7 separate regions of the Homo sapiens genome follow, and regions 1, 2, 3, 4, 5 and 7 are each linked to region 6. Evidence: chromatin contacts called from ENCODE Hi-C or POLR2A ChIA-PET data. All regions are on one chromosome and are shown on one strand. Each heading gives the region's core, a stretch centred on a gene start or an enhancer-like site at or near the end of the contact. The rest is flanking DNA. Distances are from core to core; before and after follow the strand shown.

What was found. A loop is a pair of places that touch in the nucleus more often than their neighbours do. ChIA-PET counts read pairs that join two places held with the same protein, here RNA polymerase II (POLR2A). Pooled maps may share reads with other maps.
Region 1: a pooled map shows a loop between it and region 6 (1.9-fold over the local background). The contact joins the promoter of LINC01803 here to the promoter of EPHA4 in region 6. A Hi-C loop is called at or near these places in 2 of 168 maps with a recorded cell type or tissue (heart right ventricle and prostate gland) and 6 of 50 pooled maps.
Region 2: a map of ascending aorta shows a loop between it and region 6 (9-fold over the local background). The contact joins the enhancer-like site here to the promoter of EPHA4 in region 6. A Hi-C loop is called at or near these places in 3 of 168 maps with a recorded cell type or tissue (IMR-90, PC-3 and ascending aorta) and 5 of 50 pooled maps. POLR2A ChIA-PET finds 5 or more read pairs at or near these places in 1 of 52 experiments (MCF 10A).
Region 3: a map of CD4-positive, alpha-beta memory T cell shows a loop between it and region 6 (10-fold over the local background). The contact joins the promoter of STK11IP here to the promoter of EPHA4 in region 6. A Hi-C loop is called at or near these places in 1 of 168 maps with a recorded cell type or tissue (CD4-positive, alpha-beta memory T cell) and 9 of 50 pooled maps. POLR2A ChIA-PET finds 5 or more read pairs at or near these places in 1 of 52 experiments (Panc1).
Region 4: a loop to region 6 is called in a pooled map, with 4 times the contacts of the local background. The contact joins the enhancer-like site here to the promoter of EPHA4 in region 6. A Hi-C loop is called at or near these places in 3 of 50 pooled maps.
Region 5: a loop to region 6 is called in a map of MCF 10A, with 26 times the contacts of the local background. The contact joins the enhancer-like site here to the promoter of EPHA4 in region 6. A Hi-C loop is called at or near these places in 1 of 168 maps with a recorded cell type or tissue (MCF 10A) and 2 of 50 pooled maps. POLR2A ChIA-PET finds 5 or more read pairs at or near these places in 1 of 52 experiments (AG04450).
Region 7: a map of naive thymus-derived CD4-positive, alpha-beta T cell shows a loop between it and region 6 (22-fold over the local background). The contact joins the enhancer-like site here to the promoter of EPHA4 in region 6. A Hi-C loop is called at or near these places in 3 of 168 maps with a recorded cell type or tissue (CD8-positive, alpha-beta T cell, IMR-90 and naive thymus-derived CD4-positive, alpha-beta T cell) and 12 of 50 pooled maps.

What each region holds. Positions count from the first base shown.
Region 1 is chr2:219,903,616-219,906,623 of GRCh38, reverse strand. LINC01803 (long intergenic non-protein coding RNA 1803) reads left to right here and starts at 1,735. Exons shown (of 3, transcript NR_146975.1): 1 at 1,735-2,109; 2 at 2,245-2,379; 3 at 2,471-2,573. It overlaps LOC105373890 (a long non-coding RNA gene), which reads right to left and starts at 1,613. Exons shown (of 3, transcript XR_923927.3): 1 at 1,518-1,613. It overlaps MIR4268 (microRNA 4268), which reads left to right and starts at 59; the gene lies at 59-122. RefSeq lists an enhancer at 1-260.
Region 2 is chr2:220,275,902-220,279,102 of GRCh38, reverse strand. The region is part of intron 2 of LOC105373893 (a long non-coding RNA gene); the gene reads right to left. Among named protein-coding and RNA genes, the nearest start is that of MIR4268, 370 kb to the right of the region's middle. Within about 2 kb of position 1,567, at least 10 of the 41 ENCODE cell types and tissues checked have a DNase peak (open chromatin) inside an H3K27ac peak, as active enhancers do; they include IMR-90, PC-3 and ascending aorta, where a contact is called at or near this core.
Region 3 is chr2:219,596,228-219,599,345 of GRCh38, reverse strand. STK11IP (serine/threonine kinase 11 interacting protein) reads right to left here and starts at 1,489. Exons shown (of 25, transcript NM_052902.4): 1 at 1,423-1,489; 2 at 1,166-1,252. The coding sequence starts at 1,226. RefSeq lists enhancers at 1,048-1,107, 1,318-1,537.
Region 4 is chr2:219,767,746-219,770,844 of GRCh38, reverse strand. No RefSeq gene overlaps it. Among named protein-coding and RNA genes, the nearest start is that of LINC02832, 39 kb to the right of the region's middle. Within about 2 kb of position 1,389, at least 8 of the 41 ENCODE cell types and tissues checked have a DNase peak (open chromatin) inside an H3K27ac peak, as active enhancers do.
Region 5 is chr2:219,967,417-219,970,245 of GRCh38, reverse strand. All of the region lies in intron 1 of LOC105373891 (a long non-coding RNA gene), which reads right to left. Among named protein-coding and RNA genes, the nearest start is that of MIR4268, 62 kb to the right of the region's middle. RefSeq lists an enhancer at 664-1,863. Within about 2 kb of position 1,470, at least 5 of the 41 ENCODE cell types and tissues checked have a DNase peak (open chromatin) inside an H3K27ac peak, as active enhancers do.
Region 6 is chr2:221,570,901-221,574,047 of GRCh38, reverse strand. EPHA4 (EPH receptor A4) reads left to right here and starts at 1,744. Exons shown (of 18, transcript NM_004438.5): 1 at 1,744-1,890. The coding sequence starts at 1,800. RefSeq lists silencers at 279-438, 489-768, 1,369-1,788.
Region 7 is chr2:219,641,633-219,644,589 of GRCh38, reverse strand. SLC4A3 (solute carrier family 4 member 3) reads right to left here. Exons shown (of 23, transcript NM_005070.4): 23 at 2,619-2,939. The coding sequence ends at 2,862. Among named protein-coding and RNA genes, the nearest start is that of SLC4A3, 15 kb to the right of the region's middle. RefSeq lists enhancers at 313-1,084, 1,743-1,792. Within about 2 kb of position 1,334, at least 7 of the 41 ENCODE cell types and tissues checked have a DNase peak (open chromatin) inside an H3K27ac peak, as active enhancers do.

The DNA.
Region 1 (3,008 bases), core at 486-2,985, 1.7 Mb after region 6:
TGGACATGATTAACTTTCAAGTTCATAGAAATCGTGCAACTCTGGTTTCCCTGGCAAAATGCACATCAGGTTCTAGAGGTTTTGCCCTAGCGGCTCCTCCTCTCAGGATGTGATGTCACCTGGGGGCATCTTCACTGTGTGACATCATTTGTTATGCAATGGTGAGTTTGAGGTGCTGGGAATATTCTGCAGATTTCCACTTGTCTAGCACTTGTATAAAAAAGGTCAAGATTGGGAAGATTTCAACAAGCCCCTTTTGTACTCATTAGTCATTAAGATATGGCTAGACTTTTTGATGACTCTTGAATTTTTTTCCCTTATTTTATTTCTGTGTTTGTATGAAGTATTGTCATCATCCCTGTTTTATAGGAGAAGCTGAAGCACAGAAAAATTAAATAACAAGATAACATGGATAATAAGTTATTATAGCAGAGACTAGTTATCCCCAATATCGTTTTCCCATTCTTCTCCAGTCATAGAACTACAGAAATCAGAATTGTATTGATTACTATTGGCTGGGCATATAGCCACCCAAATAAAGATTATGAAGTAGGAAGAATTCTAAATGGTCCCCAAGATTCCTACCCCCTGGTGTATATAGCCTTTAAACCCCCTTTTCTTGAGTACAAGTAGGACTGGTAATAGGATGAAATGATTGCTCCTTTAGATTAGGCTGTATTATATGATAGCAGTAAAGGGATTTTACAGATGGAGCTAAGGTCCCACATCAGTTGTCTCTGAGTCAGTCAAAAGGGAGATGACTCTGGGTGGGCCTGGCCTAATCAGGTGAGCCCTTAAAAGAAACTGGGCCTTTGCTAAAGAGAAAGAGTCAGAGGAATGCTCTTGCTGGCCTTGAAGGTGCAATGCCTTATTGTGGAAAGGGCCACATGGCAGAGACTAGCAGCCAGCCTCTAGGAGCTGGGAACGGACTCACTGACAGCCAGCAAGGAAGTGGGACCTCAGTCCTGCGATTGCAAGGAACTAAATCCTGCCCATAACCAGTAACTTTGGACAAGCATCCTGAGTCTCAGATGGGATCACAGTCTTGGATGACACTTTGATTGCAGCCTGATGAGACCCTGAGCAAAGGACGAGCACTCCTGATCCCCAGAAACTGAGAGATAATAAAGTTGTGTCGTTTAAGCCACTGAGTCTGTGCTCATTTGTCATACAGCAATACAAAACTAATGCAGGTTACACTTCCCAAATGCCTTTGCAGTTGGTGTTGCCATGTGACTAAGTTCTGGCCAATAGGTTTTAGCTGCAGTGATGTGAGTAGCTTCCCTCTGTACCTTCCCTTCATCTCTCCCCTCTTCTTCTGGCAGGATTATGGATGTTGTGGAAAGCCACCTAAAGCACAGGGGTGAGAGAAACACCCTGAAGATGGTGAAGCAACAAGATAAGAGCCTGCATCCCTCAAATTTTAGGATTGCCATATCAGTCCTGAACTGCTTACACCCACACTGTTAAGTGATCATGAAATAAACACCCATCTTGCTTGGTGAAGGCATTCTTACCTGGTGTTTGTGCTACAGGGGTTGAACCTACCCCGACCTAACAGGCAGAGCTCAAAATGGACCCAGGTGGTGTGATCCCAGAGCCCATTTACTTAGCTCCTTCACCACCCTGCCTCCCAGGCACCATATTACATCACAGTAGAATTGGAATCTCACACTGTTAGAGCTTGATGAAATTGTACTGGTCAAGTCAGTCAAACCAGTCAAGCGGACAAGAAAGAGGGACTCAGATCACCTGGAATTATGGCAATGTCTTGCAAGGATACTTCTGAAAATCGGGTGTCACGGGAAGCTGAACTTTGCATCCCAGTTCTGAAACATACAGCAACCTCATGGAGACAGATGCATCACTCGGCATTTTGGGGCGGTAGCGAGTTCAGTGACCTGCCAGATTTCTTAGCATTAACTTGAAAGAGAAGACACTTATTTGATTTGATTTGATTTCTACTAGTCAAGTGGGCACCTGGATTAAGCAGACTCTCCCCCAGGCACCCCGGAGGCCTCTGACATCCCTTATGTCCAGCCCAGACATGGCCTTTCTGTGGCCTCAGCGTATCTGCCCAGTCCAATCGGCTATAGCCAGAATAAAAAGGTTGGTTTCCCTCCACCCATGAGCCATGCCATACATGACATGCATGTGAATAATGATCTGAGCTGTGTTATCTGGCAGAGGTGATGCTCACGGCTCTGCTCCATGTTCTGGGACATGACTGGACTCTCATTTTAGGGAGGAAGATCCAAGAGAGGGAAGGAGGCTTTCCCAGCTACTTTCCTGCTAACCAGGGCAGAGGCTGGTCTACATCCCCCTATCCAGGTGGCCCCTGCAGTCATGGCTTTTCTGCTTCTAGAAGCCATCCCTGAGGTCAGCTGAATTTAGACCTATGGTATCTCCAGTACAGCACTTTGTCATCTGTTTGTGATAATAGTTTTCCAATTCTTGTCACTTCCGCCAGAACATCATTGCAGAACTCAAAATACATTGCATCATACAAAATGAAGTGGAGAATTAAGGTAATTATCCAATTATTAAAAACCATTTCTTATTCGTTAGCTAAATAACTCTTCAAGTCTCCATTTTACATGTGTTCCTCTGATGTGAATTTGACCCTGGCCTATTTGTTTTTCAGTAAAGTCCAAAATCCAAAATAGCCCAACAGAAAGACCCCCTCCCAGTATTCCACAGCATCAGTAATAAAGCTCCTTATCAGATCTAATTTAAATCTTTCTTGAAACAACTTAAGTCCTTCTGCACCATCCTCTGCAAGTGCAGAACAGCCAGAGTGCAGGTTGCAGGATGTGGGGGGATTATTACAGTGAAATCGGCACACGGATCTCAAGATGAAAGTTTGCTGTTTCTCCAGACCGTCTAGGTGACTGCCTTTTGAAATTGCACACGGCTTATACTGCCATTCGTGTAGTTTAAGAAAAAAATTAAAGTATAAAAGGAAACCAGCAGTGTTTTAAGAGATTTCATTTCTGCTTGATGCTTGT
Region 2 (3,201 bases), core at 318-2,817, 1.3 Mb after region 6:
AGCCAGGATGGTCTCAATCTCCTGACCTCATGATCCACCCACCTCGGCCTCCCAAAGTGCTGGGATTACAGGCGTGAGCCACCGCTCCCAGCAATAATAAATACTTTGTGTGTGTGTCTGTGTGTGTGTGTGTCTGTGTGTGTGTGTCTGTGACAGAGTCTCGCTCTGTTGCCCAGGCTGGAATGCAGTGGCGCGATCTCAGCTCACGCAAGCTCCGCCTCCTGAGTTCAAGCAATTCTCCTGCCTCAGCCTCCCGAGTAGCTGGGATTATAGGCACGCATCACCATGCCCAGCTAATTTTTTGTGTTTCTTTAGTAGAGACGGGTTTTCACCATGCTGGCCAGGCTGGTCTCAAACTCCTGACCTCAAGTGATCTGCCCACCTCAGCCTCCCAAAGTGCTGGGATTATAGGCATGAGCCACTGAGCCTGGCCAATAAATACATTTTTAAAAAAAGAATGTACAAGTTTATTTGGTTGCCAGGCAAGAGAATATATTCCAATGAAGAAATGTACTGAACTAGGTTAAAGGTAAAAGTTGGGAATTTTAAGGTTGACTATTCTATATCCAAAATGCTTGCAATCAGAAGTGTTTCAGATTTTGGATCCTTTTAGATTTTGGAATATTTGCATTAGACTTGCTGATTGAGCAACCTAAATCCAAAAATCTAAAATCCTAAATGTTCCAATGAGCATATCCCTTGAGCATGATGTTAGTGCTCAAAACATTTTGGATTTTTGAGCATTTTAGTTTTTCATTTTTACATTTGGGATATTCAACCTGTATTCACAAATGAGTTGATAGTGGTTATGTCAAACTTGCTCTCTGCACAGTGTGGAACGAGCCAATAGAGCTGTGCAGTGTCCATGAGTGTTCCAACACGTCCTATTGTGTGTAGGTAAAGAAAGTTTTCAGTAAGGACTGATGTAAGGGAGTCACTCACATTCAAAGTTCTTTAGTTGTTTTAGCCAGTTGTAATAAAACACAGCATTCCATTTTGATATCTCTTGGGTAGGAGGAAAACTTTTAGAGTGCTTGGCTACAGTTTTAATCACATATAAGAATAATAATGTTTATATATGCATAACAAATAAACTTTAAACTTTAATGTTTACAAATTCTTTCACAAATGTTAACACAACTGGGCCTCACCAAACTTCTATGCCATATCTATGACCTCCGTTTCTGTTTTCATTTTACAGAAAAGAGCCAAGTTCAGAGAGGTAAATGATTTGCCCAAGATAGCAACCAGGGTCAGCCAACTAACTATGTATTTCTTTTTCCAAGTCATGCTTCACAAGGAGGCGGCAAAATATTACACCACATATGAATTTTAGTAATCCATGCTTTCCTAAGATCTAGATGAAATTAAATAACCTAATAAACATTTATATATATTTTCAAGATAAAGATAAAATTCCTCGGATTAAAAAACTAATAACAACAGCTCTTTTAATGGGAGAAAGAATCATGGAAAGCATGTGTCATCAGGTATCAAATATTTACTCAGTGCTTCACTTTGGGCAAACTCTCCTCCAAGACAAGCCAGGGCCCATGGCCAAGAACCTGGGGAAAAGCCTAGAGTCAGACTGGATGGAGAAATGAGAGAGAGGAATGACTGGCCTGCAACCAGAGTTTTAAGCACAAGGAATCCAAAGGATTTCATTGAAGGCAAAGCTGCAAACCAGAAGGAAGCAAGGGATTGAACCAAAATTTCTCTGCAAAAGCAGAAAAGGCAGAAAGAAATCAGAGAGTTACAAGACTGGAGCCAGAAACCTCAAGCAGAATGGTGGGAAAGAGGCTTTTGGAGGACAGGGAGTTTCCCAAGGCCTGCTGTAAAGAGAGAGAGATGTTGGAAAGAGGGGAAGAGGCTCCCAGAACCTGATAAAAGGGAGACATAAGAAAGCCCAAGAAGGAATCACCCTTAAATAGCTCTCAATCAAGCTGTAAAGATAAAACATAAACATTGAGGATACAGTTAATAGCACAGGACAATAAACCAATAACAAACTAAAGAAGTTAATGGGAGACACAGGAGGTCAGGAAAGGAGAAGACCATTCCAGGCTAGGTCTGCCTCCGAAAATTCCACCAAGGAATGACACAGACCTTGAGAAATGTGCTTATGGCCCATATCTCTTGCCAATTTGCTTCAAAATGCACTCCCAGGCTTAAAACTTATTTCTCAATTTATCACTCTTGGGGAGTGTAGCCCTGGCTCCCTTCATTTCTAGTTTTTCTATTCCTATGCTAGATGATTTTTCTGAAAGCCAGCCAAAGTATCAGATCACTCTGCCTTCATTTCACTGAATTTCAACAGACTTATACTGAGTACCTCCACTCTGCGCTTGGCACTGTACAATGTGTTGGACTTAGAGAAATTAATAAGGGACAGGCCCCTATCCTCAAGAAACTTGGAGTTATTCATTCAGGAAATACAGACATATACACAAATACTTATGTAGGAAGGTCTACAAAAGGAAACAGTGCAAAAGCTAAGAGCAATGAATTCTTTGTGTGTGTGTGTGTGTGTGTGTGCAACAAGGCTGTTTATTTCACCTGGGTGCAGGCGGGCTGAGTCCGAATAGAGAGTCAGCGAAGGGAGATATGGGTGGGGCCATTTTATAAGATTTGGGTAGGTAAAGGAAAATTATAGTCAAAGGGGGGTTGTTCTCTGGCGGGCAGGTGTGGGAGGAGGAAAGACTTTTTTGCATTCATTTATTCAGCATGTTTTTGAGCATTGACCAAGTGCCCAGCACTGTGATGAGCACTGAGGATCACTCACTGTTTATTTAGTAAGCCACAGTGCTTCCTGAAGAGTAGTTTATATTTTAAGTTGGGAAGAAGCCCATCTGAGTGAGAACCAAGAAGAAATGTTTTGGTCATCCTGAGACTTTAGTATGAAAGGATAAAGAGCTGCAGAATGCAGAGTGGGTCTAATACGGTGATATGGTTTGGGTCTGGATCCCCACCCAAATCTCATGTCAAATTGTAATCCCCAGTGTTGGAGTAAGGCTTGGTGGGAAGTGATTGGATCACGTGGATGAATTTCCCCTTTGGTGCTGTTCTCATTATAGTGAGTGGGCTATCTAATTGTTTAAAAGTGTGTAGCACCACCCCCTCCTCTCTTCTTCCTCCCGCTCCAGCCATGTAAGACAAGCCTGCAAGATGTGCCTGGTTTCCCGTTCACCTTCTGCCATTATT
Region 3 (3,118 bases), core at 240-2,739, 2.0 Mb after region 6:
AGGCCAAGGCAGGTTAATCACTTGAGGTCAGGAGTTCAAGACCAACCTGGCCAACATGGTGAAACCCCGTCTCTACTAAAAATACAAAAATTAGCCGGTCATGGTGGTGCACACCTGTAGTCCCAGCTACTCAGGAGGCTGAGGCAGGAGAATCACTTCGTCCCAGGAGGTGGAGGTTGCAGTGAGCTGAGATTGCGCCACTGCACTCCAGCCTGGGTGACACAGCAAGACTCTGTCTCAAAAAAAAGAAAAGAAAGAAAAGAAAACTGCTATAAAGAGAGCTTCCACAGATATCGTCAATAGGAGCATGGAGTGATGGAGGACAGCTAACATTAACTGTAGTATGTACCAGATGACTTTGGTATCTCATTCAAACCTTCTCAGAATCTCTCAAAGAGAAGCACTATTAACCCCATCTTACAGATATGAAAATTGAGGTTCAAAAAAGTGAAAAATCTTGATGGAGATCATATAATTGGTAGGAAGTTACTTCTCCTATCTGATCTCAAAGCCAAGGCTTTTTCTACCACAACTAATGCCAACCAAGTATTCAACAACTACTGTGGCTCCATTATGCCCAGGCACAGTGCCAAGCATCAGGGAAATCATTACAATAACAATAGCTCCCAACTGTAAGCAGTTACTATACTTGCAGGCATTGTACTAAATACATGAATTAAAACGAATCCCCACAAATGTTAAGTACAATCACTATGCCAATCTGTGAGGAAAACTGAGCCTCAGGAAACAGTATGGCAAGTTTGAAAGAGGGTTGATATTCCAACCCAAGTGGGTCCGACTCCAAATCTCGTGCTTCTATCTACTGTATTTAGTACCTTGCTACACAATAATGATTATGACCGAGATCAGTCCCTGGTCCTGAGGGGCTTTTAGTCAGGTAATGATCACTTCCTTCTGACAGTGTCAGAGAAGGCACGGAGGGAGGGATACCGCCCTTTGGCCTCAAAGGACGGCTAGAGTTTAGGCTATCACAGGCAAAGGACACTGTAAGGGCGAACAAACCTGGGAAAAGTAAAGAAATTGAACTCTGACACCTGGTGACCCTACCAGTCGTAACTCCATGACTCTCAGGGCGTGTCTCCAGAAAGCACCACCCCCACCTCGTCCGAGGTCCGAGGCCCAGCCCAACCGGAAGTCCACTCACCGGACTCCCGCAGCAACCCCGCGAGCTTCCACAACAGGGAGTCCCTCTGAGCGGTCGTCATGGCCACGGGACGCTGGGGGGCGGAGCCTGGGGGGGGAAAGAGGAAGCGGAAGAGCCTCAGGTGGGCGGTAGTGCCAAAAGCCCAGGGCGTCCGCGCAAACCGAGGCGTCATGCGGAGAAAAAGGCGAGAAAGAAAAGAGAGGAAGAGCATCCTCCTGGCCGCCCTTTCGAGGAACATAAGTCCTGGTCAGACATACCGAACCTCCCCGTCTGGTCCTCCTACCAGCTCAGCTGCCCGGCGCCTATCAATGATGGAAAGGAAGTCCCGCCCCGGAAGAAAATCGAGCCAAGGGACGACCGGAAAACATGTCTCTGCCGCCGGAAACCGCGCCGTAGATCATGCAAACGAATCGAAAAGGGGCGGTGCGGGGGCTGTCTCCTGACCGCGGTGGTGGCTGCAGTGGTTCCCTGGGCTTCCTGGCCCGGAGCTGGGCACCCATTATTCCCCCGCCCTGCGCAGCCTGGGGCTCCCGCTTGGCTTTCGGCGAGCCTACCGCGCCGGTGAGGAAACCCTGACTCGTTTGCAAACTGGGCGGGGAAGCAAAGTTTAGAGAAATGGAGCTTTGTTAGATAAAAATTTTTTCAACGCAAACAGTCATTTTCCAGTGAAAGGAGAGCGTATCCGCCGTAGGATGGACTTAGATCGTGTAAAAGCTGAGGCCACCGAGGATATAACCTCCGGGGTCCTTTGCCTCCTTTTCCTTAGACTCCCTCCAAACTCGTGTATCTTTCCTTCAGCAGTACTGGGCTCCACGCGAACCTAGTCCTTTGTCTTTACCCTATTACCTTTCATAACATCCTAGTTGAAAAGTAGTTATTCAACCGCGTTTGAAAATGAGAACAGGTTCACAGAGGCTAGGTTACTTGCGAAGGTCGTTCAATTAGTAACCAGTAGCGCCAGGACTGCCAGTTTCTTGCTTCCGAATTCTCATGGTAGCTTTCACCAGGCTCCCCGTCAAATGCTAACGTCAACTACTGAACTAGATTAGCAAAAAGGTCTTTTAACAGAATTCCTGGTTTTCAGAGAGAGTTTCTTTCATGAAGCGCCCCATTTCTACAGAGGAAAATCAAAATGAATCCTAAGCCAGTTGAAAGGAGGGATAGGATCATAGTCATCTTTATCCCAAGTTGCCAGATTTGAAAGATTTTATTTTCTCAAGACAAAATATTTGAAATGGCAAATATTTCAAATATTTTGAATATTTGAACCACACAATTTCGCATTCATGGCATACTACTTGTGCTCTGAGCTGAAAGCCTTTTAGGTTAAATAAAGTAAGTGGAGATACATCCGAAGCAGCAGTGTTGAGCTCAGAAAAACAATACCCCAAAATACGGCGCTTTGGTATGCTGACTATTTTGAACTAAAAGAGACTGGAAGGCCTCAGGCACAGTCTCTCCGACCTTTTCCTGCCCTCCTGTCTCCCAGCCTTCTTTCTTCCCCAAGGCAAGCCATAGAAACCAGAATTCCTCTTCCCCAAGATGAGTCACAGAAACTAGAAGCCCTCTCCCCCAAAGCCAGCCATAAAACCTAAACTTCCCCCCACCTTTCTATGTAAGAGCTGGCCGTGGCCTGGCGCGGTGGCTCACGCCTGTAATCCCAGCACTTTGGGAGGCCGAGGCCAGCAGATCACCAGAGGTCGGGAGTTCGAGACCAGCCCAACCAACATGGAGAAACCCTGTGTCTTCTAAAAATACAAAATTAGCCGGGCATGGTAGTGCATGCCTGTAATCCCAGCTATTCGGGAGGCTGAGGCAGGAGAATCGCTTGAACCCGGGAGACAGAGGTTGCTGTGAGCCGAGATCACGCCATTGCACTCCAGCCTGGGCAACAGGAGGGAAACTCAGTCCAAAAAACAAGCTGGCCGTAAAGAACTTCTCTGGCCTACCTTG
Region 4 (3,099 bases), core at 140-2,639, 1.8 Mb after region 6:
GCCTACAAAAATTTCATATGGTTCAACCGAATACAGTGTGCTTGCCCTTCAATTTTCCATATTTGTGTCTTTGTAGCTACCCTAGAGAAATGTTGGCACATGTGCACAAAGATCTCACACAGTAGCACATGGGTGCCAGTAAGAGTTTGAAAACAACCAGGCCAGGTGCAGTGGCTCACACCTGTAACCCCAACGCTTTGGGAGACTGAAATGGAAGGATTGCTTGAGCCCAGGAGTACAAGACCAGCCTGGGCAACACAGTGAGACCTGTGTCTCTCCAGAAAAAACAAAAACAAAAATTAGCCAGGCATGGTGGCCCAGGCCTGTAGTTCCAGCTACCTGAGAGGCTAAGGTGGGAGGATCACTAGGGCCCAGGAGATGGAGGCTGCAGTGAGCTGCGATCGTGCCACTGAACTCCAGCGTGGGCAACAAAGTGAGATCGTCTCAAAAAAGAAAAGAAAAAAGAACAACCTAAAATGCCCATCAATAGGAGAATGGGGGAGAAATGATAGATCCCCACTGGGGAATACTATGCAGCAAGTAAAAATGTAGACCTTTTCAACGAATTAATTTCAAAGAGAGAGGGAGAGAGAAATGGAAGGAGAACGTATGGGTTAAAGGAGACTTAAGAGATATATCAATCAATGGCACTGTGTGGATCTTAATAGGATCCTGATTCAAATAGTTTTTTAAACTAGATGAAGCCTGATATTAAGGAATTATTAATTTTTTAAGTGTGACAATGGTATTGTGGCTTTTTTTAATAGCCCTTAACTAGGGAGAGAGGAGGGAGGGGTAGGGAAGACAGAAAGAGAAAGAGAAGAAGGGAAGGAGTTATGATGACTCGCTTCAGCTCTCTGCTACCCAAAGGTAAAGGGGTCCCTAGCAAGCAAAGAAAACTTTCTTGAACGTTTCTTCTAGTAACATCTACTCCAAAGTAAAATTCTCAGTTTGGAAGCCTAGGCTGTAACCCTGCACTAAGCTGATGATTCACTGGTTTGGTCTGCACCCAATCTGCCCTCCATTACTCAGGATAGCAAAGAATTGGCTGGAAATTGCATGCTGAATTCTGCATAGAAAATAATGTGCACATCTGAAATATTATTCAGTTGTCTGAGAGCTGCTAGACTACATTCTAAGCTGACTTCATAGAGTATTTATAACTGCCAAAACAAGTTATTTCAAAAATAAATACGGTATTTTTAGCCCAGTGTCGTTGATAACCTATTCTGCGATGTCATAAGCTCAGCTAAGACGCAACAGCACAGCTCCAGTTCCCGCTGGTTGCCAGGGATCATCTGCAGTGCACGGGCTGTCCAGCTCCCTGGGGTGATGGACCGAGGCCTGCCTGCCTCCGGGAGCTTGCACATTAACTCTCGACAGGCAAAAGAAGTCAGGCCAGATCTCTGCAGAAAGCAGCACTCACCCTCAGCTCCCCGTCCTCCCCCGTAGGCGATCAAAATTGAAGAATAAAAGGAAAAGAGCAGCAATGATAATGGAAAATGAAAAAGAAGCAGGGGGAGGAGAAGGGAGGGAGGGAGCCAACACTACCTCAGCAGATGCTAAGGGCAGCCAAGGAGCCAGAGGGGAAATGAAAGGCGAGAAGGCAGAGAGGAGGGAAACCTAAATAGGTTTCTCCATGACCGGAGTAACAAGGCCACTTAAGGGTGCGGAAGACACTATAGGAATCCCCGGCCCTGGACTGGAACCTGTGCACCTGAGATGGAGCTTTCTGGAAGGGGAGCAAGAACCCAGGGAGGCTGGGTCTTCAGCTCGCTCTAGTTTTTTGCCAACATTTTTCTCTCCTGCTGCTGCTCCTCCTGCTGCACTATGATAAGGACTCTCCAGGAGGAGAGGATCAGAAAGTGTCGGCTCAAGCTGATCTAGTTTTAAGCCTCAGCTCTGCTACACAGCTGTGTGACCTTGGGCAAGTTACTTAACCTCTCTTGGTCTCAGTTTCCTCAACTATGATGTAGAGATGACAGTAGCACCTGACCTCCAGGGAGGCTGGGAGAATGACACACAGCGTTTATACAGTGTCAGCTACACAGTGGGATCCCAATAAGTAGAGGATCATGTCCTCATTACCCTTTGGCCTCCTATTGCCAGTCCCTCTCTCCTATACCACTAATTGACCCTCTTTATATAAGGTTAATATACATAAAGTTGTGGTCATTTGGCTAAAGTCTAGACAGGAATTATGGGAGGAGAGAGGAGAGAGGAGCTCAGGAACTACTGTTTGAGAGAGGTCAACAGCACTGGTGATGATAAAAGCATTCCATGTTTCAGGCCACGGAGTCAGCCAATCAGCCACACCTGCTTTCAAATCCCACCTCTACCATTTACCAACTACATGGCCTTAGGCAAGTGTATTAGCTCACTATGGCTGCTGTAACAAATTGCAGCAAACTCAGTGGCTTAATACAACTCAAATGTATTCTCTTACTTATTATCTCTCTCTGGAGGCAATAAGTCCAAAATCAGTCTCACTGAAAGCAAGGTGTTGGCAGGGCTGGCTCCTTCTGAACACTCTTGGGGAGAATCCATTTCCTCCCCTTTTCCAGCTTCTAGTGGCCACCTGTGTTCCTTGGCCTGTGTCCCCCTCTTCCATCTTCAAAGTCCATGGCTCCAGTCTCTACCTCCACCATCACACCACCTCCACTGACTCTGACCCTCCTTCATCCTTCCTGGAAGGGCCACTTGACTACATCGGGCTTACCAATATAATCTGGGATCATCCCCTATCTCAAGATCCTTACTTTAGCCACATCTACAGAATCCTTTTTGCCATAGAAGGTAATATTTACATGTTCTGGGGAGTACAACGTGGCCATATTTGGAACCATTATCCAAACTACCATTGCAAGTGAATTTATTTCTCTGAGACTTGTTTTCCTCACCTATACAAAGAAAATGATACCTACTCTAATAGTTCCTGTTACATGTCAACTTGGCTATGCACAGTGCCTAGATATGTGGTTAAATACCAGTCTAAATGTGGTCATGAGGGTATTTTTTAGATGAAATTGGCATTTAAATCAGCAGTCTTCGAGTAAAGCAGATTATCTTCCATGATATAATGGGCATCACTCTGTCAGT
Region 5 (2,829 bases), core at 221-2,720, 1.6 Mb after region 6:
CCACTTTTTGGCTATAATGGTAGAGCTAAGTAGTTATAACACAGACCATAATATGAAAAGCCTAATATGTTTACTATCTTACCCTTTGCAGAAGAAGTTGGCTGACTCCGACTTACAACAGTGCCATCATACCAGCAAATTGTCTCATGTCTCTTTACAGTAAATTTTTCACATATTATACCCATCCCCTGCGACCACTGATCTGATTTCTCTCCTTGTAGATTACATTTACCTATTCTAGAACTTCATATGAATTATATAATATATATATCTTATTTCTCTGGCTTCTGTCTCTCAAATAATGTCTGTGAAATATATCCATGTTGCATATACCAGCAACTTGTTCATTTTCATTGTTGAGTACTATTTCATTGTATGAATATACCACAATTCAACTGTCTGTTCACCCTGGGACAACTAAGTTGTTTCCAGTTCTTAGCTGTTATGAATAAATCTGCTGTTGTCATTCACGTGCAAGTCTTTTGCGTACAAGTCATGAATGAGTCTCTCAGTTACTTAGTGGAATTGCTGGGTCACAAGATAGGTATGTGTTTAACTTCATAAAATACTGCCAGACTTTTATTCTCTTACCGGCATTGTGTCAGAGCCCAGTTGCGTTATATTCTAATAGCACTTGATATTGTCAGTCTTTTTCATTTAAACCAATATAGTGAGTATAATGTGGTAACTCATGATTTTAACTTACATTTCCTTCATGACTAATCATGTTGAGCATCTTTCAATGTGCTTATTGGCCTTACATACATCTTCTTTCATGAAGTATCTAAACCGAACATTATAACCATTCCTGTTTTTTCTCCTTTGCTTTGGTACTTAGAAGCTTAGAGCTTAATTAGAGGCCTAAATATAACAATTATACAGGATTTCCTGGCATGTTGGGGCTCCAACTTGAATTTTTATTTCATCATCTCTTTATCCCCTTATTTCCTTTCTCTCCTAAATTTTCATCTACTTAATTGTTATCCTGTGTTTTCAATTTTTTTTTTTTTTTAGCATGACTCAATCTTATCTTGGAATGAAGCCGGTTACAACCAAAGGAAAAAGGGCTGAAATCGGCTGGCTTACCACTTACACACAAGGAACTGTGTTGGGCCCTGGGAATATGGAGAAGAATATATCCCTGCCCTTCAGGAACTCATAGGAAAAGAAGCCAGAAATTAAAAAACAAGGCAACAAGTGCAGCAACAGAAGGTGCTCCTGAAGGACCCTGGGGCGTGTGGGAGGTGAGGGGGCAGGAGCTTTCGGGAGAAGATGATTCTTGACTGTGTGTTGACTGAAGAATGAGTCAGCAGTGCCCTGAAAGAGTGTGGTGCCCTCGGGGTGTGGTGGATGTGGGGATGCATGAGAGAATATTGTAGAACTATTAATAGGAAATATGTGATGCCAAGGTGTGTGATGTATTCCAGGAATGCACACGATTTAGCACAAGTGGAACACCAAGTAGGGAAAGTCAGGAAGTGAAGAATAAGTCATGTGACATCTAACAGCCCAAAGCAAGTCACATGGCCAAACCCAAAGTCAAAGGGCAGGGAGACATCACTCCTCTTTAGTGGCAGGAACTGCAACGTTACATTGTAAAGGATGTAACCAGGGCGAGGATGAAGGATTGGGGCCATTCATATACTCTATCCCAGCAGCTTTCCATGGGAGAAGTGTTAAGTGCCTACAACAAAAATCTGGACAACAGCTCAGACAAAGTGGATTTCTGAACCACATTTGGGTACAAAGGGTAGGCCGGATGATGTAGTTTCATTCCTCTGGGATAGTACAGGGAAATATGAGAACAGCACAGAAGATTTAGACTGTTCCAGAAATCCATTTCTAAATAGCTACAACTCAGGTACCAACCACAGAGGACAAAGGGAACCCGAGCCTCTTCTAACAAACTGAAATCTACCAAATGCTGGTAGATATCACACTGTTCTCTGGATTGGATTTTTGTATTTAAAGCTAAAAACAGAGATTCTGCCTCAAAAATTCATGTCAGCATTCTATTGCTCAATTATCATTATGCACGTGAGTATAACCATCCGATGGTTAAACTATAGCTGGCACTAATGCAATTGGATTGTTAAAAAATATTCCTGAGCACCACTCTTATCCCAGTACTAGTTAACTGCTATGCTAATGTCTTGGCACATGAGACTAATAATGAAATGAGTTATAACTGTGTGTTTGGATCACATTACATTGCTTCAAGTGTATCATAATATTTTATAGCTTAATGGAGAATCTGGCTTATAGCAATACAGGAAAAATAAATCTCAGCCAATCATCATCCATTAAAAAAAGAAATCTACGGTCAGCAGCCGACAAGATTTTAACCATCAATAACAATTACCCTGAAACCTTTTTGACACAATAGGTAGATATTTAATAACAATAACATAAGATACACCCTTGCTAATGGAGATATATTAAGATATTGATTAGTTATGCAAGAAAGTTTATGCTTATTCCATTGCCACTAGTAATTATGAGCAGGCTGTTGACTACTCCTTGAACCACATCTTTTAGTCCATTTCCCTTTTTCTACCCAAGAGTATACTTGGCTGGCAGATAATCAGAACAAACAGACGTTCCTAGAAAATGTGAACCATATGTACAACCTAATGCAGCAAGCGTTTGCTGAATGCCTACTACGTGCACCCTAACTGTGCTGGAGGTGCCAGGACTACACAATGGAAAGGGACAACCCCTTTGCTCAAGAAGCTTATGGTCTAGTGGAGGACAGAGAGAGGACCAGAGCACACAGAAAGATGGGAATGGGGCATGCAGAGAGGCAGCTAAGCCAGCCAAGTGGGGAAT
Region 6 (3,147 bases), core at 495-2,994:
GTCCTCTCCTCGACGTCGCCCTATAACCCTCCCGCTTTATTTAGGATCCGCTTTTCCGAGAGCAGCCACTCAGGCAACCCCCGGAAGGTTTGTTAGGAGTTTCTCCTTGAAACGCTTTCCGATTCCATCTTTTGAAATCCAGCAGGCGAGAGTCACGACAGACTCCAGGACCTCTTGAGCGCTGTCCGCAGCCCCACGGTAGGAGTAGCCCTAGTGCACGAGACTTGGCGGTGGCTGAAAAGCTCGCCCAAACGCACGCACCACCTCTCTGCGGGGTTGCGGATTGCGGGTTGCGGTCTTTGTCCGCTCGCCCTTCCTCCGGGGCCGCACACTCCCGCATCTGGCCGGCAGGTGGCGCGGTTGGCTCACGATGAGCTGCGGCCGGGGCTGGAGAGGCTCCTCCACCTCCCAGCGGCCGCCCGGCCGCCGGGACCCAGGCTCCCCAGGAAAACTCGGCCCTGCTCTGGAGGGAGTCAGAGGAGGGGCGGCCTGGGAAGGGGAAGGGAGGCCTCATTGCTAGGAATCAGTGCCCCTGCCAGCGCCTGGGGAAATGCACCGAGTGGCGTTGGGGACCGGTCCCTGGGACACCGGCTGCGCTGCCTTCGCCGGACCGCTCTTAGGTGGCCGCGTCCACGGCTCGGGCATCGGGAAAAGACCACAGCCCGATGGTGCCAGTGCCCCCGGGGCCGGAGCAGCCGGGCGGGGCTCTGCGGGTCCTCCTGCTCGCCGTCTTCTCCCGGGGCAGGGAGGGCTGCCCCGGCTAGGTCGGAGCGGAGAGTCGCAGCAGCCGCTCCGGGCAGCTTCCCAGTCCCGGTCTGCCTTGTCTGTGCGGCTGCAAGTCCCCGCACCCACACTTAAGCCTTTCACTTCTACCCCACCGCTCCCAGACGGGCTAGGCCCGGTTCCAGGGACTGCCCCCAACCCTGCCCCCGGGAAATCCACAACTGGTTCCCTGCCCAAGGCCATCTCGGGGCGTCCTGGGCCCTGGGCGAGGTCCACGGCGTGTGCAGGGGGACGGGGCCAGCGGGGACTTCCTTACTGCTAGAAAGTCATTCGTTCAGTCTCTGGAGACAGTGACGGAGCCCTGCTGCGGACTGGACGTTGGGGACCAAGTAGGTCCCCGCTCTCCAGGCATCTGGGGAGCCAGGGAAGAAGCGAGTGATAGAGCCACAAAACTCCCCGCAAAGAGTATTTCAGAGGGGGAAGCGCCATAAAGACAAAACAGGGCAAGGTGGCAGAGGGTGGCGGTGGCAGGCGCGAGTCTGCAGCTCAGCCCGGGCGCGCTGGACGCAGACACGTCGACTCTCCTAAAGAAGCAACCGCAGGTCAGCTTAGACTTCTTTTATTTCAATAAAAGAGCGTTTTCCTCCATCTTAAACCGCCCGTGGTGGGAGAAAAGGTTTCCAACCTCTTCTCTGGCTCCCCTCGGTCAATTCCGAGCTTTTCCAAAGTCCCTCCGCCGTCCAGGGGCTCGACCTTCGAGGTAACGTGGGGGATCCCGCTGGCTCCCTCCGGCAGGCGGGGGCGGGGACCGGCCGTGCTCGCCCCCTAGAGCCCCGGGAGACCGCGCGCCCCGTGGAGCCCGGAGGGGGCGGAACCCTGGGGCGGGCCCTGCTCGGTGAAGGCGGGGCTCGGCCGCCCTGTCTGCGCCGCCATTGGCCGCGGGCCCCGGACTGGCGGGCTCACGTCACCGGCCGGGCCCGCCCCCTTGGCAATGTCTTCAGCCCGCTGCTCTCCTAACTTAAGCATTTATTCCACTGGGATAGAAGCGGCAGGAGCAGCGTTGGCACCGGCGAACCATGGCTGGGATTTTCTATTTCGCCCTATTTTCGTGTCTCTTCGGGATTTGCGACGCTGTCACAGGTTCCAGGGTATACCCCGCGAATGAAGGTAAGAGCGGGACGGCCTTTCTGTGGTCGGGGACAGCGAGGGGCCATCGCGGGTGAGGGGTCCTCAGGAGCGCAGGGCCAGGTGGTGCGGGGGGAGCCCAGTGTGAATGGTGCGTCCCGATTCGGGAGAAGGGGGCTGAGGCGAGGGGATCGGCGAAGGGGCAGCGGGGAACCGCCGGACAGCCTGCCCCGAGGCGGTGACCCGTGCACGCGGCGGGTCTGTCCAAGTTTGTAACCAAAGGCCAAAGTTTATCAGCATCCGCCAGAGAGGCCCGCTCGAGGCGCCCTGAGGGGATGCACGGGAGACAACGCCGGGATTTAAAAAAAAAATTACAAGAACCACGTCCTCTCCTGAGCCAGCCCGGGGCGAGGGGAAAACGCAGCCTGGAGCACAGTGAAGGCTTGGTGCTCCCGGATTCTAGCGAAAGCCTTTCGAGCTCTGGTTTCTGCAAAGTTTCCCGAGCCCTGCGCTTCTCGGGACCGGGCTGCGGGGCCTGCTCCGCAGCGCAGCGGTCGTGGCGCCGCTCGTCAGGCGCCAGTGACCTGATTTCTAGCACCCGGAGTCAGACACCTTTCTCCTCGCCAAGCCCAGCGCCCCGAGGGTGCGATTGCGGGCCTGAGGGGCCCGAGCTCTTCGCCCCGCAGACTTGGGGAACCCGCCGGCAAGTTGAACGCAGTCGAGTTTTAGCTTTTCGCCCCAGAATTGCACACAGTTTAGAGCTAACGTGCGGGGTCGACGGGACCCGTCTGGGTGCTCAGTTTTCTGTGCATCCGTTCGGACGTGCTGGGAGGATTGTATGTGCCTGTGTGTCTGTGTCGGGAGGTGGGGCGGGGCGGGGGGGCGGTGATCATTTAGTTTCTGAGAAACCCAGGGAGAGGCGAACTGTGTGTGTGTGTGTGTGTATGTGTGGTGTGTGTGTGCATGTCTGCGTGTGTGTGCATGTCTGCATGTGTGGTGTGTGTGCATGTCTGCGTGTGTGTGCATGTCTGCGTGTGTGTGCCTGTGTGTGTGCGCGCGCGTGCAACTGCGTGTATGTAGGTGCGCGAATGCCTGCGTGGAAGCGGACGCGGAGGATTGTATGTCTGTGCGCAGATGTCCTGAGTGTGTGCGCGTGTGTTCGAGTGTATGCTCGTGCTCTGTTCCAGCGTATGCTGGTGCTCTGGCCTGCGTGCATCTAGTCTCACATCCGTCTCTCATTCTTCTCCTTTCCGGCATCCATCTATCTATCCGTCCGTCCATCCGTCTATCTATCCATCC
Region 7 (2,957 bases), core at 85-2,584, 1.9 Mb after region 6:
CACAAGGAGTGGCCTCGGGAATCCCAGAACTGCCTCTCTAAGCCAGCAGAATCTAAAATGGTCCAGGGTCCCCAAATCCGGCATCACCCTGGCGTCTAAGGGATTGGGCTGCTATCTCTGCTCCTCGGAAGGCCAGAGATCAAGAAAAGAAGAGAGACGTTTTCCATTCCCTCTGTGGCCCCACAGCCTCTGATTTCTCCAGTAGCTACAATGGAGCTCATCCCCTGTGTCACACAGCCAAGCTGGGTCTCTCTTTCCTCTCCTATCCCTCTGGGTCTCCATCCCTGGCAGCCATTTTGGTTGCTGCAGCGTCCTGGGTCTTCTCAACCCTCCATGGTCCCCCTGAGTGTGCTGGGTGTGTTGGGTGAGCTCAGAATGTTAGCTAACCCTCGCCTCCTGCCCTTCCTAAACTACGGCCGCCCTCCCTTGCCATAGATGGGTCGTCTTTAAATGAGTAAGGCTGCCAGGGTGACAAGCGGTTATCACTGGCTGTCACTGAAGCTTTTTCGCCTACTGCTCTGAGGCCTCAAGGCCTAGCTTTGCTGGAGTCCACCCTGACCCACCAACCGGGACCAGGACTCATTCCCCTTGTCAGAAGGCCCCGCCCCTCTTTTCATTTTGCCGTGGAGGAACACCCACAGTTCCCGGCTATTTGCCAAGCCGCGAGATGACTGACACCAACTGTGCCCAATGAGGAATCCACCTTCTGGGCCCACACAGACATTTCCTTGCAGGGGCTGGAAAAAGTGCAGTTCCTTCCTGTGGGGTCTAGGAATCCCCGAGACCAAACAGGGGAGCCTTTCCTGCATCCGGGCCCGCAAGGAGAAGCAGGACTCTAGGAAGGAACCAGGGTTCTCATATGCAAAGCCTCTCAACCAAACTTGTCTGAGAGGCCCCTGACATCTCTGTTTGGAATCTTCTCTGCACATGTCCCTTCTAGGTTTTGCGTTTGACCTTGACTTTGTTCCTTGGCAAAGTTCTTTTGAAATTCCACCCAGCCTTGGCCAATCTAAAGGAAAAGGAATCTTGTCCTCACATACACATACAAAGGAGAGGCTAAATGTAGTTAGAGGCCACATGGCACCAGAGACCCAGGGAGCCAAGGTGGACTGGAATAAAATACTTACACCCGGACAATAATCCAGGGCAGCTGGAGGGCTCTTCTCTTCCTTAGGAACACAACAAACAGCCTCACGGTGGCCTGTCCCTTCTCTCCTGACCAGTTTCGGGGCACCAGCTGTTGGCCTGAACACCTAGGAGTGTATGGTAACCGCACCTGACCGCAGGAACTTAAGCACAGCCTGAGAATGGCCCTGTGTGGCAGGCACACCTGAATGTATCTTCCAAGCTAGGGAATCCAGGAGTCGCCAACCTGGAGAGTCCTTCCTTGTCTATGAGAAACATCTGAGGCCCCAGGCTGTGGAACACGGGACATAAAGGGAAAGGTCCAGGCCCAAGTCTGGGTTGAATGAAGATCCCCAGGTGGAGGTTGTTAGGGTGAAGGTGCTAAGTGGAAATGCTATAGAAACTGCTTTTTGCAACCGGTTGTGGTTTCTCCTGCCCCCGCTCACCACCAGCGGACTCTCTCCCCTGTATGTAAGCCCCAGTAAAACCCCATGTCTCGTTTGCCAGTCTGGGTCTCTTCTTCCACCTCTTGAGCCTGGTGCCTTCCCCACTGGAGTTCATAGGAGTTCAGCACATTGGGGAGCAAAATTGGAAAAAGAGAAGAAAGCAGCAGCACCAGCTCCGGAGGAAACCGCTAACGTGGAGCTGAGGGATCCCCAGCCTCAGAAGCTCTGAGCTGCCCAGAGCTGCAGAACACGGAACTTGCCTGACCGGGCTTGGTCTCCGCGGGAGGAACTGGATGCGCTTGAATGGGCTCTCTGAGCGCCGCGGATCCACCAGGTGGCAGTGCTGCTATTCCTCAGTCGGGACAGAGCCTGCAGCATGCGAGAGCGGCCACCGGAGGGCAACGGGGGACGATGCGCTCCTTCAGGCTGGGGGTTGCCTAGCAACTATGACGCAATGGGCTCCCGCTCCCCTCAAGTCCCCCAGGTTATTTCTGGCAAAACTGAGACTGTTGCACAAGGAGTGGCCTCAGGAATCCCAGAACTGCCTCTCTAAGCCAGCAGAATCTAAAATGGTCCAGGGTCCCCAAATCCGGCATCACCCTGGCGTCTAAGGGATTGGGCTGCTATCTCTGCTCCTGGGAAGGCCAGAGATCAAGAAAAGAAGAGAGACATTTTCCATTCCCTCTGTGGCCCCACAGCCTCTGATTTCTCCAGTAGCTACAATGGAGCAACTTTCTCCCTCTCCCCTCCCCGGTTCTTCCGTCTTGCTAAGCAGGGGTTGGATTCATGGGCATGTGATCTTGAGCAGAGCTTGAGTGCCCCCACCCCTACCGCCCGCTCCTCGGCTGCACTTGAGGGGGCCTGGGGGATGATGATAAGGCCCAGCTCTGGCCTTCTGTAGTCTCGATTCTCTCTTTTTCTCCCAAGGACTCTCCTTGACTCAAACCTCTCCCTGGTTTTGATAACCCTGAAAATAGAATTCTTCCAATTCCAAATGGATAAGTATGACCTGAGAAACCAAAGATGAAACCAAGAAAGTGAGGCAGACACGAGACAAGGAGTGTGGTTATAATGAGCTCAAAGCCTGTGCCGGTCTGGTCTGTGAAAGGTGAGGCGAGGTCAACACCCCGGGCAGAAGTCAGGGGGGCCACTCTAGCCATGGCATCAGGAGTGGTTCCAGGCACATCTCTGGGTCCTGAGGAGCCCCCCAGCCCAGGGCTGGGCTCTGCCTGAGGCCCAGGTGTCAATCCCTAAGGTCTTGGGGTCTCTGAGGGGCACTGTCTTCAAGGGTCACACTGGCATGTGCAGCTCATTGTACTCATCCTGGCCATCCTCATCGAAGTTTGGTTCAGCATCTTCCGAGTCCAGCTGCAGAGGGAACAGAAG